Linked DNA regions of Homo sapiens: region 2 is linked to region 1. The links are chromatin contacts, found by Hi-C or POLR2A ChIA-PET in ENCODE. All regions are on one chromosome and are shown on one strand. The core of a region is the stretch at or near the end of the contact, and the rest is flanking DNA. Distances in the headings are between cores, read along the strand shown.

Region 1 (4,143 bases), core at 185-2,684:
CTTGGTTGAAAATAATGGAGTCCATTCTAGGTAGCTCAGGCAGAACAAGAATTTAAGGGCAACCGTGGATCTTCTAGGAAATCTAAAGCATTGGGTTCCCCACGTAGTGGAAACATGATGAAGCCAGTCCCCAGGGGCTGCCCCAGCAAATGTCCAGTGGTGTTGGCCTTGGACACAAACACCCCAGCCTGCCCCAGACAGAGGTGCTTGCTCTGATCCCACTGGGGACTGGATACAGAGGCTCTGCTACTGCTGCGTGTGGCTTTGTCACAGTGCTGCCCAAACAGATTTCTCAAGGCTCCTTCCTCATATTGCTTTTGACCGAATTGAAGTCGTTAGTGGTTGTATCTGCATGGTACTGCCTAAGACCCAGCCTATAGCCCAACTACAAGAGAGGATGGAATAGTAAATTCCAATTTCTACTTTATGAAGGCAGGGCTCACAATGTAGGACATTTTCCCAATACAGAAAAGACTTTGAATACACACTTAGTGGTCATAAACATTATATATCTTAACATTCTTTTTAAACCACCTATCTGCAAGTAAAGTGAATGTTTTGGAAACATACACCCTGTTTTTCTAAGCTTTGTGTATCTTTCATAATCTGTGTAATCCCAAGGGTACATGCACTGCAGTTTGAAAATCCAGGCCCTAGGCCCTCCAGAGGCATTGTCCGTTTTCATGGAATGTACTAGAGATGAGTCATCCTCAGAAAGAGAGTACAGTTTCCATCTCCTAAGAGTGGAGGCACATTCAAAGCAATTTGAATAATCCCAGGTATGAAATTATCATATTAGGCTCACGAAACTGATGCCCTTTAATGGCTTTAGAATCACCAGTCCCACTATGAACACACATCTCCTAATGCTTACACCAATGTCGGTTTCCATGTCTTCGTCCCACCTTTTCCCAGGGCAGGCTTAGTTCCTATCTAGTCAGAGGAATTCAGGTTCATTCAGCACATTTCATGTCCAGTTTTGTTTACAGTAAAGGATCAAGCCTCTCTTCTGTCATGGCTAATAATTCCCGTTAGAAATAGAAGCCACTGGGAAAAAGTCACGAAAAAGCCAGCACTCTTTTCTGGGAACTTCAACTTTTCTTATTTACATGACCTGAAGTTTCATCATCTTCATTAGCAGAAAGCCCCAAGTCTGTAATTGAATCTTTGAGAGAAGCAATACAATTCAAATTTCCCTGTGGCTTGAAGGTAGTGGGATTGGCACTGTGGAGGTTAACATTCTCTCTGCAAACTACAGGATGACATTCTCCTAACAGCACAGCCCTGTCATTGTTTGGGAAACAATTCTCCAGGGAGTGGACTGTAAAACCACTGGCCAAATTTCAAGTATGTCCGTGCAGAATGAGAGTTATTTTTCCAGTTGGTCACTAGAAATAGAGCCCAGGCAAGGGCCTGAAGAATGGAAAGTATGGTTCATAGCAGTTTTTTATTCTAAAAATAGAATGATACTCACGTCTGTAATCCCAGGACTTTGGGAGGCCAAGGCGGGCGGATCACCTGAGGTCGGGAGTTCAAGACCAGCCTGACCAAAATGGAGAAACCCCGTCTCTACTAAAAATACAAAACTAGCCGAGCATGGTGGCACATGCCTGTAATCCCAGCTACTCGGGAGGCTGAGGCAGGAGAATGGCTTGAACCTGGGAGGCAGAGGTTGCAGTGAGCTGAGATCGCACAATTGCATTCCAGCCTGGGCAACAACAGTAAAGCTCCATCTCAAAAAAAAAAAAAAAAAAAAAATTAAAGATAGCTTTGCTGTGCAAGAGACAAGATTTTAGGGCTCTAGCCCAGGGGTGAGAGGAAGGCTGTCCTGGTCAGCAAGGCAGCAGGGTCTTAATCTGCTGAGACACCACTTCCCTGCTTCAGTAGGAGCCTCATCTCTTGAAATCTGACTTCAGGACACTGAGCATAGCCCTCTTGCTGCCCAGCCCGCTATATTCCACAGGAAGGGTAAGACCCTTCCATCTCTCACCATGCTGCCCAGACCAGTGTGTTAGGTTGCCAAAGCTTGCGTTGGGACAGACCTGGGGTCATTAATACTACTTGTATTAGCTCCAAGAATAACCAATATTTTGGAAGAGGTAATACATAAATACTTAAGGTGGTGACAGATATATTTGCTGGATGGACAGGATGTGGGCCCATACAGTCTCACATGAATTTGAAACATGACTTGTGTTTCCCCGAGAGGACATGAGTCTGGGTGGCAAAGGTGGGGTGCAGTAGACAGCCATAAATCATGTTTCACTGGCCCCCTTGCTATTCATACTTCAATTCTTCTCAAAGTGTCACTCGAGTATTTCTGAGCATTCTTAGGGGTATGTCAAATATGCTCCTAAATAAGCCCTTGCCATTTCCATTTGGTGCCTGCCATTTTCCTCTTGTGCACCTCTGGCCCCTCAGTGGAGTCTCATGGCCATGATTCTTTAGCTGGCAACCACTGGGAGAACCCTCATACCCATGGCTTCCTCTGTGCACTCAAGGCTCAGCTCCATGACAATGGGAAATCTTCACTGCTCAGATTTTTCTCACAGCTTGTCTTTCCCTAGAACTCTCACATTGAGTCCACGTGGCACTGGACCCAATATTGACATAGTCATGATGTCACCATCCTGGATCCAAAATCATCCCGTCCTTCACACAACAAATGCTTTGTCATCTGGGCACGCTTCTCTGCTGAAATTCTCTCCTTAGAGTTCCAGTCCCAATCTGATGACTTATGGTGGGCAAAGCATTTAACCTCTCTGGGTTTCAATTTACTTATTTATAAAATAGGGGATGTGAGCTAGATATCTTCTAGAGTCTCTTCTATTCCAGGGTTTGCTGACCCCTTGGAAGCATGGTGCTTTATCAAGCAATACACAAGAAGATATATTAGGTACTTCCATGTATCAAGCACTAGCTAGGTGCTCTGTAAATGGAAAATTGCTATTTTCTTTCATCTTTCTGACAAGAACCCGGCCTCTCTGGTCATCACTTTGCTTAAAACCCTCCAGTGACTTCTTGTCATATTTTGGAAAGAATCCAGGCTGAGTGGCATCCTACCTCAGTGCTATCACCTCATTCTTCTCTCATTTTTTATTTCATATACTCCAGATGGCTAGTCTTCTTTCTGACCCTGGAATGTGCTGAGCCCCTTCACACCAGGGCTTCTGCAAGTGTTCATTGTCCTACCTGAGATGCTCATCTCCCAGGTAACCCATGACTAACCTCTCACCATTCGGGTCCCCAAGGTTCCTTGCTTGACATCTGCCCCACTTTCAGCCAGCTTGCTCTGTCTCAAAGGTTGGCAAATTGTTGTCTTGGGTCAAATCTATTCTCATTTATTTACACATTTTCTATGGCTACTTTTGGGCTACAACAGCAGAGTTGAGTTCCATGTATGAGTGGCCGCAAGAGAGATGGATGGCCCACAAAGCTGAAAATATTTACCATCTGGCCTTTACAGGGAAAGTTTAAGAATCCCTGCCTATCCCATAGCATCTTTTATTCACACTGCTTATCAGTATCAGAATTGCTAAATCAATCTGCTTCTTTCTGCCTTATTTTTCTCCCCCACTAGAATGTAAGTGCCTGCAAGTTGAAGGTCTCATCTATCTTGATCCCAGTGCTTTTGTTAGTTCTTAGCACAGCACCTGACACAGAGCCAATAAATAACGGTAAGCTGGATGGATTTAGGTCTGTTTCCTTTTGCACTGTTGAAGCAATAACAAAATTCAGTGCAAATCCTAAAATAAACTCCACCATCTCCATGGTTCTTTCTACACCCCCGTGACCAACTGTCAAGCTTCTCTCTGTTCCCACCTTCATCTCATTGTGTCCTCTTCTGATTCTGCTCTGACACCCCCAGATACCAGTGTCTTCTTGCCCTTTACTCTTTATACTTTTCTAATTAGCTCTTGGCCCTCCATGGCACCAGCAGCCCTCCAGGGAGCAGCTCTTGGCTAGAAAGCCAATCAAAGGGCAACAGCGCATTCCTCTATGGTATTTCCAGGTAGGACTTGGAAGTCTGGTGGACTCAAACTCAGACACATATTTGAGGGAGCTTCATACTTTCCTAAGTGGGCCTTTCTACTTGAGACCACTTGAAAAATGAATTCAGATTCTCAGAGAATGGAACCCCAG
Region 2 (4,075 bases), core at 293-2,792, 260 kb after region 1:
CTATGTTGTATTTGTTCATTCCACAAAAATTTCTTAGGCAAAACAACCATTGACTTTATGAGCCTTAAATGGCCTTTGAGCAACTTTGCTTTTGAGAGTCGCCATGGGAATCCATGGCAAATCCACAGCAAACTGGATTTTCAGGTCTCATGTCTTAGCAGCCTGACTACATCCAACTTCTAGTTGCAGCATCTACTCCCCCTTTTGGTGACATTTATCACTTTAGGACAATGATACTAGCTAATCTTCACTGAAGACTTACTATGTGCCAGCCACATTCTAAATGCTTCACATTTGGCTTGTTTGAATCTTTCAAAAACCTGATGAGGTAGCACTACTATTATTCCTATTGGGGACAAGAAGAAGGCACAGAGAGACTGAGCAACTTGCTGAAGTTCACAAAGCAGGTCAGCGGCAGACCCTCAAAGTCGGACTCCTGAGCCAATGCATGTTACTATTGCACACCCTGCCTCTCACTGGAGAGGCTTACTGTCTCTCTAGAGAAGGGGAGGTGTGCAGCATGAATGTCATAAAGGATGGGAAGTGGAGAAGCCAGGAGTGGCTGCAGGTGAGGTTCAGAAAGCAAAACCATCTTTTGGGTGTTGTGTATTCTGCCCCAGATGACAATTTTGGGGTTGTTCCAGACCGTGGATGTCTGAGTAGGAGGCAGACAGCAGGCTGTTGCCTGGTAGTGGGGAAGGAAGGGCGGATGGCTTGGAGCTTGGGACACAGCTAAAGTTGCTACAGATGCCTCTTCTCGGTTGCCAAAGGTTTTGTAACTTACAAAATAGGGAGCTCATTGGAGGGTTTCAAACCTCATTTGGGGTACAGGACCAGAGAATGCCTTCAGATCTCTCCAGGCTGTCAAATTCCAGGATACAAGTTCCCCCAGGGACATCTCTAACACATCTGGCTTGGTCTCAAAATGACAGAGGAACTAGCACTTAGAGCACTTTCTGTCAGCCAGTTGCTTTATACTGAGTTCTTCCAGCAACTCTCTGCACGGAATTATTATTATGTCCATCTTCTTGATGAGGCAAAGAGAGAGAAAATAACTTGCTCCAGGACACGTGGCTGACAAGGTCTGGAGCTAGGACCTGAGCCAAAGAAAGAAGGAAGAAAATGATATCTGGGTGTAGTACTTGGTACTCAATAGGTGTTTTGAACAGGAGGGGCATCATACCTTTTCCTCACTGATTGGTTCTCATTCAAGCATCTACAAAGGACCAGGACACGGAGGTGTACAAGGCAGGCTAGGTCTGTACCTGCACTGAGTGGTATTTCCTGTTCCACCAAAGACAAGAGCTTAGCAGGTGGCAGGGGCACCGGCAGAAAGAGGATGACCCTCAGACCCAGGACCCTGCACTGTTTTCCATTGCTGCCATCCCATGCACAGAGGCTGGATTGAAAAGCAGCTCTTGGAACAGAGTCTGCTTGCTCTGACACTAAGAACACCATATGTGTCCCTGCCACAAAGGGAGAGAAGACACTCCCTGCTGTTCTGGAGGTGGTGTCCAGGAGCTGGCAAGCAGCCTCTTGGCATTTTATTTCAATAGCTGAGGGTGGGGGCTGTGGGGAGAGTTAAGCAATGGAAAGTTTTCCTTTGTGCTGCCCTCACAAGGCATTTCTGGAAAGGGTCAGTTTGGGGTGATTCATCATCTACCCATGTAGACTCACACTGAGAAGCCAGCTCAGATACTGTGATTAAAAATACATTTCTTCTCACCTACTTTCTTATTAATATTCTGTAAGTGTACTAAAGGGGCCTCAGTCAATAGTAAGAAAAGTTCATTTACCCAGTAGTAGCTACACTGGCTCTAATCATTTGGTGAATGTAACTATCTACCTAAAGACTTGATTTTCTTTTCAAAGAGCTATGGTAAAATGCCAAGCACTAAACAATCCAGCAAAGCAATTACTTGCTCAACAGTCTGCTGAAGTTTGAATACCACTCACTAACTACACACATTAGGTAAGTGATCAGATTTCCCTGAGCCTTAGTTTCTTCATATGTAAAATGGAGATAATCAGGATACCTATTGTAGTCATAGGTTAATACATACACACCCCCATGATGGTGCCTGGAACATCACCTGCACTCAATACAAGTTAGCTATCATTATGCACACTCAACCTATTTCTTAATATTTATGGTCATTTATTCTCTTACTGTGTGTGCCAGGTGCAGGGCTGAGGGCTTATAGACATCACACAATTCAGTCCTCAAGACAACCCTGTGAGGTGGGTATTAAGCCCATATTACAGATGAGAAAATGGAGAAAAAGAAGTCCATACCTGGTGGATGGCAGAGCAGGGCAGGTTCATCTGAACGCACAGCCAATGCGTTTTAGAGTAAGACTGTGAAACTAGCAAGAGAGAAAACCTTATGATCTCTGTTTAACAGGTCAAGAAACTGAGGCAGAGAGATGTTAAGTGACAAATCCACATCCAGTTTTGTTTGCACAACACATGGGACAAACATCAAAGTGGATGGGTCAGGAGATGATACTGAGGAGGCCGAGGAATAAGCTGGCTTTCTCCCTTGACTAAAATAATACAGCAAAGGTGCTTCTGGTCCCTCTGGGGCTGGGTTGTATCCATGCCATTTGGGCAACTCCTCTAAGTGCCTCCAAAGCCCTTGACATTGCTCCTTACACATGATCAATGATATGGTAAAGCTGGTGTAACTACAGCCCTGCCATCAGCCTGGCTCTGAGGTCAGCATTTCCAGCATCAGTCTCAGTGTAGCATTCCCAAGTCTCCACAATCACCAAAGATCATAAACGGTGTGAGTTTGAATCCTTGTCGTAAAATCTGCTCCTAGGAACCCAAACCAACACAGAACCAAAGTAACACATGCCATTTTCAAGCAGAAACATTAACTTCTACATGTGGGATCACTCATCCGAAAAACTCCTCTTCATCCTTTAAAACCCCGCTCTGCTGTCTCTGTCTCTGCAGACTTCCCTGACCATCCCCAGCCTGCAACAAAAGTGATGTTTACCACTCCTGAACTATTTCTGTTTTCTTTACATAATTCAAATTGTTGTTACCCAGGGTGGACTGGCCATTACAGTTTATATGTCTGTCTGTCTGTCTCTCCCATCAGGCTGTGCACACCTCCATCGAGGCATCCACAATTTATTTCAGTTCCTTGGGAATTAGCAATGCATATATGGTCTACATCAGTGGCTCTCTACAGGGGTGACTTTTCCCCTAGGAACACGTGGCAACACCTGGAGACATGTTTGGTTGTCACAATTATGAGGTGAGGGGAGGGAGGCTATGGGCACCAAGTGGGTAGAGGACAGGAATGCTGCTAAACATGCTATAATGCATAAAACAGTCCTCCACGGCAAAGAATTAGCCAGCCCCAAATGTCAATAGTGCTGAGGTCAAAACACCCTGGTCTGGATGGTAGCTCTCAGTTAACCATCTATTACATGTACTGTGTCAACTAGAGTTTATTATACTTATGAATCAGGGTTCAGGGCCTGTTTTGGTTCTCAAGTATTGCTGCACCTCTGTGGGAGGATTACACTTCTCTATCCCTGAAGACGTCCTTTGCCACGTGAATTCCTTTGGATAAAGAAATGTGAGCATGTCTCAGATGCTCTCAGTGCCCCACTCACGTCCCTCCTCTCTGTCCCTCTAATGCACTCCAGCCAACTTGTAACTGCTAGCATCTATCTCTTTGTCTGAGTGCTTTCTCGGAAGCTAGAAGGCTACTCTCTGTGTGTACACACGGGCTGGAAGTGCTAGGAAATTAAAACTCCTCAGGAGTAGCCTTCAACCCATGTCTGGAAGGTTTGGTTGTGTAAATATACCAGCTCCCTTGTTCCTCAGGAGGGTAATTCTAAGGCACATGATTTGCCCTGTTTTCCAGAATTTCTCCATGGGACTGAACTGGAGTTGTCCACAGTGGTAGCTAGCTTGATAACACATGTTCTCCTGACTGCCTTCCTTGTCTCATTTCTCCATTCCCTGATTGATGTTTCCTATATCTCCCTAATAATCTGTATGAGTTTGAAGCCGTGTTGTAAAATCTGCTCCTAGGAACCCAAACCAACACAAA

The links. A loop is a pair of places that touch in the nucleus more often than their neighbours do. ChIA-PET counts read pairs that join two places held with the same protein, here RNA polymerase II (POLR2A). Pooled maps may share reads with other maps.
Region 2: a loop to region 1 is called in a map of aorta, with 2.5 times the contacts of the local background. The contact joins two enhancer-like sites. A Hi-C loop is called at or near these places in 4 of 168 maps with a recorded cell type or tissue (aorta, cardiac septum, chondrocyte and 1 more) and 6 of 50 pooled maps. POLR2A ChIA-PET finds 5 or more read pairs at or near these places in 2 of 52 experiments (BJ and MCF 10A).

The regions. Positions count from the first base shown.
Region 1 is chr11:35,098,802-35,102,944 of GRCh38, forward strand. No RefSeq gene overlaps it. Among named protein-coding and RNA genes, the nearest start is that of CD44-DT, 37 kb to the right of the region's middle. Within about 2 kb of position 1,435, at least 5 of the 41 ENCODE cell types and tissues checked have a DNase peak (open chromatin) inside an H3K27ac peak, as active enhancers do.
Region 2 is chr11:35,362,654-35,366,728 of GRCh38, forward strand. The region is part of intron 1 of SLC1A2 (solute carrier family 1 member 2); the gene reads right to left. Among named protein-coding and RNA genes, the nearest start is that of SLC1A2-AS2, 54 kb to the right of the region's middle. Within about 2 kb of position 1,543, at least 19 of the 41 ENCODE cell types and tissues checked have a DNase peak (open chromatin) inside an H3K27ac peak, as active enhancers do.